Linked DNA regions of Homo sapiens: region 1 is linked to region 2. A link is a contact called in ENCODE Hi-C or POLR2A ChIA-PET data. All regions are on one chromosome and are shown on one strand. The core of a region is the stretch at or near the end of the contact, and the rest is flanking DNA. Distances in the headings are between cores, read along the strand shown. Region 1 has its middle 34 kb from the start of DIPK1A. Region 2 overlaps DIPK1A (divergent protein kinase domain 1A).

Region 1 (5,270 bases), core at 1,555-4,054, 110 kb after region 2:
GATTACAATGGGAATAAGTTCTGAATGCATGGGTCATTTGATGTTCAATAGTCAAACATTCTGCCTCTACCAGAGTAACTTGCCTTCTGCAACTCGACAAGACAACAACTTGACAAGAACTGTTTTTCAAAGGGTATGTAATTTTCTGCTGTGGGTGGCATGACCTTTCTCCAGAATCCCAGGGGTCAGCCTTGTGATTCTCTCACTGGAGTTCTCCATAAGCCCCTCACTGCATCTTTTGCCACCACTGATACCTCCAACACCATAGGGCCTGCTGGATCATGTGACCTGAGTAGGGGTCTGCTTATACCACAGTCTGGACCTGATGGAGTGCCCTTTGTTTCTTCAAGCCCCCTCAAAGCTGTCAGCCTTCCATGTCACCCAGTATATGGGCAGGTGCAATATTCCTAAGTATGGGATATGTTGCATCAGAATCTAAAGAGACTTCCAGGCTCTGTGCTTTCTTCTTTGGGTTAAGGTGGAAGACGCCACAACTTGTCTTTTACTTTGGAGAGGTTATTCCAGCAAGTCTCTCACCACTGGACTCCTAAAAACCACACTGAAGTAGCTGGGCCCTGAAACTTCATGGAGTGTATTGACCAATTCTGGAATCCACATATCTTACCAAGGCATCCAGCCACCTCTACCTGACCACGGGATACCTCATATGAAGTGAGTTGCCCATTTTAACTGGGACTTGTCTGAGACACCAAACCATAAATTTGGAAAGCCCAGAGCAGTTCATCATTAAGCAGAATTGGCATACATAAGCTCAGGTTTAAGCAGCTTCTGAAGACTCTAATTAGTTAAGCAGGTGACCCTCACTCACAGTATGCCTATGCTTTTCACACTCAGCCCACAACTGTATCCTAACGGGAAGTTCCCTGTGATCAGTTGAGAAAGGAAGAAGGGATTCAAGCCTGGATAACAGATGACTCTCCATGGTGTGGTGTTACCAGTCAAAATTGAACCACAACAGCTGTCCAACTTAGATGTCTGAAAGACAATAAAGAATGTAAATCCTCCCACTGAGCATAACTTTGATCACTGCATGTCATGGTCCATTTGCTGAAAAAGGTGGACTGAGATGCAGATCTATGCACTTTCAAGGGCAGGGGCTAAGTGTAAGGTCACATGTTCAAAAACTTGGAAGAAAGAACAGAACACCAAGGGATTGGTAGCTGGAGATTTAGGGGAAATGTATGTGAATGAATATCTCGGAATGATCCCAGAGTGTAAGAATATTTGTGTCTCATGTGAATGACAGTCAAATAGCCTTTGCGGTTGAGACGTTCTGAATAACCAGTGGACAAGATTACCCATTTTATGACTCTCATATTTTTTCCCCAAACACTTCTGTACTTGCACAATTATTTATGGACTTAATATGGGCCTCACCTCAGCAAAGCTAATCTAGCTACTGCCATTGCTTGAATGCCAGCCTGACCTTGAGCCCTCAATTCACTGCTATACTCAGCAAGAAAAGACTGCCACCTGGTGGCAGATTGATTACATTGTCCTCTTCTTTGACTAAGGAAGAGCAATTTGGTCATTTATTCTTATTGGAATAGAAATTCATTCTGGGTAATCTGCCTTTCTTACCCGCCATACATCTGAGAGAAATATGATCTATAGATTTACTTACTGCTTCATTCACCATCATGGTATACCATAAAACATCGTTTCTGATTAAGGAGCTTATTTTATAGTAAAAGGTGTGAAGCTGCTGGGCGCGGTGGCTCACACCTGTAATCCCAACACTTTGAGAGGCCGAGGTGGATGGATCACCTCAGGTTGGAAGTTTGAGAATAAAGCTATTCATATGTCTATTGGATTCACTGGTCTTAACATGTATCTCATCCCCCCAAATTCTATGCAGAGATGCTATTCAAGGTAATCTACTCAAAATTTAGGTCCCCAGAAAGAATCAGGGCCCAGCTCCTGGGAAATGGGATGGCATGAATGAGGTGGGAAAGCAGGACCTTGGCTTCTAACCGGGACTCAGGGTGCCCTCTGTAGAATAGAAGGATGGAAAAGCTATGAGACCCAGTAAGAAGGAATGCAAAAGGGGATCTGGCTTCTTTTCACCAGGACATTGTGTTCAGGCTGGCATTGTAGCATTTAGGGTTGCTCTCAGCTGGTGAGCAGCTAAGCCAGTTTTGTCATATCTCAGTTTCCTAACATGCCTTTTTAATGCAGGTCTTTGTGCCTTTTCTTACACTGTTTTTTATATGCCCTTCTCCATTTATCTGATCACTACTAACGCCACAGCATCTCCAGAAAGTCTTCCTTTACTGGCCACATTAGCCCACAGTAACCTCTTCCTGAACCATATCACTTTCTGTCTGCATCATTTGTTTGGCATTTATCATTTATTTTTCAATGATAAGTGGACATATCATGTCTTCCCAAGTAGATTCACAGGAGCAATTTCGTAGACCTCATAGTATGAGCACAGTAACCATCACAGTTATGGAGAAATGCATACTGACTGATTGATTGATATAACCAAGCACAATGAGGAGTAAGTGCCATAGGCATTCATGGAGGGAACTATCATAAGACAGTGCATAGCGGGCACTCAATAATCATTTGAGTGACTAAGTGAATGATCAAATTGAGGAATGGGTTGACATGACTGGGAGGTCACATAAAGGAGAGAGGACCTTACTTTTGCTTGAGGAATGGAGAAGATGTGTTTAGAGGAAAGGCATAAGAGGCGAGGGAGTGGGTATAGCCTCTCCCTTCTCAACAGTCTACTGCTGTGCTCCCGTCTCCTAGAATGTCTCCGGCCCTCTCCCTGCCCCACCATAATATTGCTTAATAAGGAAGTAAGATTACTGGGCAAACAAGCCACTGCTGCATAGGCAGGAAAGTAAACTTTGTTTCTGATGTGACCATGTAATCTTTCCTACCTTTAATCTCCAGTACCATGCCAAAGCAAAATACTTTGGTGAGTGGTGCTCAAACCCAGGATTTAGTTTTAAGCCTGTCCTAGTGCACAGGCTCAAATTGAGCAAATGTGTCTTCTGCCATCCATGTGGAGCGTTTTGACTCCTTCCTTAGCCCTGTGGTATTCTGGGAGGTTAGGCTCGCTGCTTAGAGAATTATGTTGTGGATTAAAACCAGACCAGGTGGAAGGGAAGCCTGTGACAAACAAAAGCCATGACCTTCTCTGAGGTAATTATAGATAAACTCAGATTTTGCATAATTTCTTGGCTCTGCTGTATCAGGAGCTTGCTAAAGTCTTGTGTTTTTTACTTAGTCATTTCTTCTGTCCCAGGGATGGGGGTTGGGAGAAGCTTTGGGATTGCTGTGGAAGGAAGAAGGTGCAAGTCTCAGACACTCTGGAAGGGTCGGGGTAAGTACAAGGATATTAGCAAGTTTAGCCTGGTGACTTCTAGATCCTCTGCCTGGAATGAGATCTTTGCATAGGCGAACTGGAGGACTCTAGGCTGTCAAGGCCAGTCACAAGCCACAGGTGCCTATTTTATAGCACGTACTTCCCTGCTTTCCCCAGGTGCCCATCATCCAGCAGATTTGTCTATAGATCATGGTATTATCTCCATTGCTTCTGAATCATTGAGTGTTTTTCCTGAGTCAGGATGCATTTATGAGGGCCACTTAATTTCTTTACTGTCAGTCACTTAATCATTTTTATTATTTATTACTAAACCTTTGCCTGAGTTTTTCTTCACTTCCTGGGTTTGTTTTTGTTTGTTTGTTTTTGAGACGGAGTCTCGCTCTGTCCCCCAGGCTGGAGTGCAATGGCGTGATCTTGGCTCACTGCAACATCCACCTCCCGGGTTCAAGCGATTCTCCTGCCTTGCCCACCGAGTAGCTGGGATTACAGGCGCACGCCACCATGCCCAGCTAATTTTTGTACTTTTAGTAGAGACTGGGTTTCACCACGTTGGCCAGGCTGGTCTCAAACTCCTGACCTCAAGTGATCTGCCTGCCTCGGCCTCCCAAAGTTCTGGGATTACAGGTGTGTGCCACAGCTCCTGGCCAAAATAGTTTTTCTTAACTACATTTATTCTGATTAATTATCTATATTTTTTCTGCCATCGGCCTTATTGAAAAAAAAATACTTTTTTAGAGGCATATAATGCCAACATATTTTCCTTTTTGGAATTCTTTTTGCTCTATTAAAGAGGTTTTTAATAAATTAATTTCATCAGGCAGTTTTAATTCTGTTTACTATTCATAAGCATGGGAACTGATTAATATTCGGGGTTTCCCTTTTTCTATCCAAGTCCCTTTCTAACCATTAGGTCATGACAGTTTGCCAAGCAAAAAATCAAAAGGGCTACTGCAAAACACATTACTACTGAGATTTGCCTGAAATGTTTGAATAGTGTTAAATGGTGCCATGGACACTGCAGATACCACTGCTTTTCTTATGATTCTTAATTTTAGGATTAAGACATCATGCGACTCATCTATTGCCAGGAACTTTAGTTATTAGGTTCCCATAAACCCAGAGAATCCTATTTCTCTTCTTGGTGATATATAAAACAGAACTTTAGGTGCCCACAAAACCATGGCTTCTTCACTCACTTTTCCCCTACAAAATGAGTTCAAAAGAAAGGCGAATGCAAAGTATATATTCTGCCAGGCATTATGCCATTTATTTTATATATGAAGTCTCACATAATCCTCACAATAATCTCATTGTGCATATTTGACAAATGAGAAAATTGAGGCTTGGAGTAGTTAGTAACTTAACCAAAATCACACAACTGGCAAGTTGGCAGGGTGAGATCCAAACATAGACCTGCCTAACTTCAAGGTCTGGGCTATTCTACTAGATACAGCACTCAGAAAAAGACAAGGGTTCCTTATGTCAGCTGGGCAAGAAGTGATCAGTAAATATTTTATCCAGGTGCCCATAAAAATTAGAGGCCAATGCAAAGGAAGGAATTACAAATTATAAACAAGATCAATAGAAATTAGGGAGATACAGATTTCACAGGTCATGGCAGAAACTAGGTGAGCTCTGGGGGTGGGAGGTGGCGTTTGTAACAGGCTAGGGAGGAGCATGTGGGCAGAGAATGAGGTCCTGTCAGGACATAGTCAGAGAACTGTCTGTTCATCCCATCCTGCTGCCTTTAAATGGGTGTGGCCTGCCTGTGCAACACCTTCCAAAGAAGTGTATGAACATCTCCCAGGTATCAGTTTCTGTGAGATTAATCCTGCTACCCTACTCAATCTTGCTACCCCAGATCTCCCTCCTCTCACTCTGTCCACCTTGACCAGTACTGAGCCCC
Region 2 (5,216 bases), core at 70-2,569:
AAAAATTCGCTTTCAAAATCACATGTATGATATGTTCCCAATTTGGCTTTTAGAAAGAGAAATCACCAAAAAACTTTAGAAACTGCAAGGAAATAAACAAAACATTAAGGGTTGTTATCTCAAAATGTCAAGAGGTGGTGGGATTATGGATAATTTTTATTTTTCTTCTCTTAATTTTCTATAACAAATATGTATTACTTTTTTAGTTAGAAAAAACTATTTGTATATATGTGTTTAATGTACATATTTAAATGTCTCTAAGATCTACAAGTCTCTTGATGCTTTAAAAATCTTTTTAACTGTAAAATATTAACACAGAATTACTTAAAATATATAAATATAGCTTACATTATAATTATAAAGCAAATATCTAAATAACTACCACTTGGGTAAAAATACAGAATTTTCTGGCCAGGTGTGGTGGCTCATGCCTGTAATCCCAGCACTTTGGGAGGCCGAGGTGGGCAGATCACCTGAGGTCAGGAGTTCGAGGCCAGCCTGGCCAACATGGTGAAACCCCACCTCTATTAAAAATACAAAAATTAGCTGGGCATGATGGCATGCGCCTGTAATCCCAGCTACTTGAGAGGCTGAGGCAGGAGAATCACTTGAACCAGGGAGGCAGAGGTTGCAGTGAGCTGAGATCGTGCCATTGCACTCCAGCCTGGGCGACAAGAACAAAACTCCGTCTCAAAAAAATAAATAAATAAAACCCCCAGAATTTTCTAACACCCTCACTGACCCCTATCCTCCCAACATGCTCTTGACTACCATGATAATCATTTGTTTATGTGCTTTTCTAAGTAGTTTAACCACTGATCATGTAACCCTATAATGCAGAGTTTGATGTTGATTGCTTGAACTTTACACAAGTAGAAGCATATTCTATTTCGACTTGCATCCTTCTCTTAGCATTATGAGATTTAACCATGCTGATACATATAGCCAGTTTGTTCATTTTCTTTGCTGTAGAGTATTCCACTGATTTTTCAGTAAGCAATTTTTATACTTTTATATACAAACAATATAAAGATTTAAAAATGTATACTTTTCTCTTCAACTTCTGTAAGGAAAAAAAATCCACATAATATGGAGCTGCATTCTGTGCCAGTCACCGCAGGAGACACTCTGTGTATCCCACATATTATATACAATGTTCCTGAAAATCACAGACTTAGAATGTTTGAAAGAGACTTTGGAAACATATAATTCAACCACATGCTGATGTGATATTAGGCTTAGAATGTTAAACAGCTTTGGCTCTAACTCGGTTGTGCCAGGAGGAAGTCTAAAGATTTTACACAGGAAGTGTCACAGACATGCCCTGGGGTGGGTGCAATTCTAGGTCTTAGCCACTGAGGAAGTGACTTCTCCTGGCAAAAGCTGAAGACTATAATCCTTTCCCTTGCTGCTGCTGCTTTAGAGAACACAGGCCAGGCACATATTGAAAGAGCTTCAAGGCTAAGAAAACATAAAAGGCATCTCTAGGGTTAAAAAAGCAGGCATGCAGATGGCTTTTAATTAACAATTAGACAGCCAGTATCTTACAGAGCATATAGGAGGAAGATGCAACCTCTACTAGCAATCTATATATAAAAGGAATGTTGGCATTTGCAATTGCAGGTAAAAAGAACTCATCATAGGGATCTTCAACATCCCAGTGCAGAAGGACAAGGATAAGTAAAAAAACTAAGTGTTTTGATTTTCTATTGCTGTATAACAAACCATCTAAAAACTTGGAGGCTTAAAATAACTATCTATTTGTCTCTCATGGTTCTGAGGGATGATGACTAAGCTAAGCTCTTTAAGGTTCTCATGCATTTGTGATCAAGACTGGAGCCATCTGAAGGACTATGTGGGTTGGATGGGCAGACAGATGGCTTCTTCATTCACATGTCCAACCTCTCAACTTAGGTGGCTGGAACAGCTTTATGTGGCTAGCTGGGATTCTTCAAAGTTTGGTGGTGTCAAGGTAATTGAACTTCTTACATGATGGCTGACTTTGCTCAGAGTGAGTGTTCCAAGACAGCAAAGGGGAGGCTGCATCATTTCTGTAGAATTCTTTTGGTTAGAAATGGCCAGCTCAGAATTAATATAGGAGAGGACCACATAAGGGCATGACTACTAGTAGGCATGGCTCACTGAGGGGTCTTCTTTGGAGACTAGCTACCACCCCAGAAGAGGATCAGCAAAGCAGGGTCTAGGGGTAAGGAGAAAAGCACTGGGGACATCTCAACCAGAATAGACAGCTTTCTTAGCCATTCTAATTAAGGGTTCTTCCTTCTGCCTTAGAGGAGAACTGGAAGTTGCTATTAGAATCCATTAATAGTATTTGTAGTCACATGTATTTATGCCTAAGTTGACTGAAAACAGTTCTCATTCCATATGATGGGCTCAATAACTATCAGCAAATCTTTTGCTGTGTACACAAAGTTCCATGATAAAGAACTCCAAAGTATTAGAAATTGTTCATGATATTAAGAGCGGTGGCTCACACCTATAATCCCAGCACTTTGGGAGGCTGAGGATTGCTTGAGCTCAGGAGTTTGAGACCAGCCCAGGCAACAAAGTGGGACCCCATCTCTACAAAAAATAAAAAATAAAAAATTAGCTGGGTGTGATGGCACGTGCCTGTGATCCCAGCTACACAGGAGGCTGAGGTAGGAGGATTGCTTAAGCCCAGGAGTTCAAGGCTACAGTGAGCCATGTTCACACCACTGCACTCTAACCTAGGTGACAGAGCAAGACCCTGTCTTAAAACAAACAAACAAAAAAAAACAACTCCTTGAGATATGGATATAATAGAATTCATATTACCTTATTATTTCAGTTAAGATTCCAGCATCAGAATCTTAACTGAAGATTCAGTTAAGATTAATGGGCAAATCAGGTGTCCATTTCTCCCTTTGATTAGGCCTAACATGCCACATTGGATCTAGTGCTTACTAAAACATACAATAGCCATACACAAATCTTTGATGGGAATCCTAATTGGCACTTAAACTCACTAATGATTCAATTACTAAAAATAAAGTTTAACTCTGTTTTACCTAAACTTGGAGATGAGAATGCATGGTCCTTTTATACTTCAGATTCTAAAGCATATTTTAGGGCAAAATTTACTTGGAGTAGTTACTTCTAAGGACTTACAAGCTTATTAATATAACAATTTTCAACACAGCTTAGACTCTTGGAGTATCCAGGGGCTGATTATAATTTAGATAAAACTTTATTACTGTAAAGGGTTTTAAAAAATAATTAACTTTAATTGCTAATATTCTGTGAGATTGGTGAAAGAGGCTACGGGTTTCTGAAGCTTCCTTTCCAGTCTTTATTCATGTGACTCCTAGACACATGGTAATTAAATATTGAAACATAATCTCCCCTTGATACATAAAAAAAGCAGAGGTATATGTCCAAATACTGAAGAGACCAGGGAGGGGTGGAAGAGGTTGTTCACCTCCAAGTGTCAGTATTCTGCCTTTGTTATCACTGAAAGGACTGTGGTTGCTCAGGGAATGTGGTCCCAAAGGAGCTACTGTTGATACAGCCTGAGAATCAGTGAGGAGATGCTATTCCCATTGGTTGGTACTCTGACATAGATTTCCAGGAGTCCCAGAACAGAACAACATTTCTTTAACAACAACAACAACAAAAATTGGAAAGTGACTATCTAATTCATTTTTTTTTTGGAAGGAGTCTCACTCTGTCTCCCAGGCTGGAGTCTCAGTTCACTGCAACCTCCGCCTCCTAGGTTCAAGTGATTCTCCTACCTCAGTCTCCCAAGTAGCTGGGATTACAGGTGTGCACCACCACACCCAGCTAATTTTTGTATTTTTAGTAGAGATGGGGTTTTGCCATGTTGGCCAGGTTGGTCTCTAACTGCTGACCTCAGGTGATCCGCCCACCTCGGCCTCCCAAAGTTCTGGGATTATAGGCATGAGCTACCGTGCCCAGTCCCATCTAATCCATTCTAATCAGCCATCTCTGAAGGTAAATACTTAGTTTGTTAAGCAATTAAAACATAAGTGGAATATAAAATGATAAATACATTAGAGCTAGAAGAGTTTTCAGTGAACTCAGTCAGATTCCATCCTTCTTATTGAAATAATGCCAGATTGTTATGCCCAGTGGAGAAAAAATGGACAATAAAGAATTATATTAAAAAACTAAATGATACCGTTTGACATATTCCTTTCCTAGCTGTTTTCCATGTTTAAAATGTATTATATTTTAAGAAAAATAAAGTTGGGGTCATATGATACATATTACTTATCTCTTTTTCTCATTTAACATAAACATGTTCTTATGCCATTATATAGTGTTGATATATCTTCAAAAAATTGATATTTAAGACTGGGCACAGAGGCTCATGCCTGTAATCCCAGCACTTTGGGAGGCCAAGGTGGGTGGATTGCTTGAGTCCAGGAGTTCGAGACCAGCCTGGATAACACAGTGAGACCCTGTCTCTACAAAAAATAAAAAATTACCCAGGCACGGTGGCTTGCACCTGTAGTCCCAGGTACTTGGAAGGCTGAGGCAGGAGGATTGCTTGAGCTGGGGAGATTGAGGCTGCAGTAAGTGATGATGTGCTACTGTACTCCAGCTTGGGCGACAGAGCATGACCCTGTCTAAAAAAAAAATTGATATTAAAAAAATTTTCTTTTTAAATAAAGACAGGGTGTCACTATGTTACCCAGGGTGGTCTCCAATTCCTGGGCTCAAGCAATTGGCCTGCCTCAGCCTCCCAAAGTGCCAGGATTATATGCGTGAGCCACTGTACCCATACTGTAAAATGTTATACATCCACTTAAATATCAATTTTTTTTTTGGTATTTAAATGGATGTATAACATTTTACAGCACAGGTGTGCCATAACTTATCTAACCCTATCTGTATTGTTGAACATTTTTATTATTTCCAATATTGTGCTATAATATTGGATAGTGATAACAAACAATATTAATGAAAGCCAATATTTATTAGTGCTACTCTGTAGAGGAATGTTAAAAGCACTTTCTATATATTAATATACTTAATCCTCATAAAAACTCTATGAGCTGATGTGGTAAATTAGTCAGGAGTTGGAAAACTATGACCCATGAGCCAAATCCAGTCTGCTGCTTGGTTTTATAAATATAGCTTATTGGAACACAGTTACTCTAGTTGTCGATACATTATTATCTAAGGCTGCTTTCATGCTATAATGGCAGAGT

The links. Hi-C counts contacts between places; a loop is a spot of excess contacts on that map. ChIA-PET counts read pairs that join two places held with the same protein, here RNA polymerase II (POLR2A). Pooled maps may share reads with other maps.
Region 1: a loop to region 2 is called in a pooled map, with 2.1 times the contacts of the local background. The contact joins two enhancer-like sites. A Hi-C loop is called at or near these places in 4 of 50 pooled maps. POLR2A ChIA-PET finds 5 or more read pairs at or near these places in 5 of 52 experiments (CD4-positive, alpha-beta T cell, Caco-2, Panc1 and 2 more).

The regions. Positions count from the first base shown.
Region 1 is chr1:92,992,812-92,998,081 of GRCh38, forward strand. No RefSeq gene overlaps it. Among named protein-coding and RNA genes, the nearest start is that of DIPK1A, 34 kb to the left of the region's middle. Within about 2 kb of position 2,805, at least 5 of the 41 ENCODE cell types and tissues checked have a DNase peak (open chromatin) inside an H3K27ac peak, as active enhancers do.
Region 2 is chr1:92,881,697-92,886,912 of GRCh38, forward strand. The region is part of intron 1 of DIPK1A (divergent protein kinase domain 1A); the gene reads right to left. Among named protein-coding and RNA genes, the nearest start is that of SNORA66, 44 kb to the left of the region's middle. Within about 2 kb of position 1,320, at least 6 of the 41 ENCODE cell types and tissues checked have a DNase peak (open chromatin) inside an H3K27ac peak, as active enhancers do.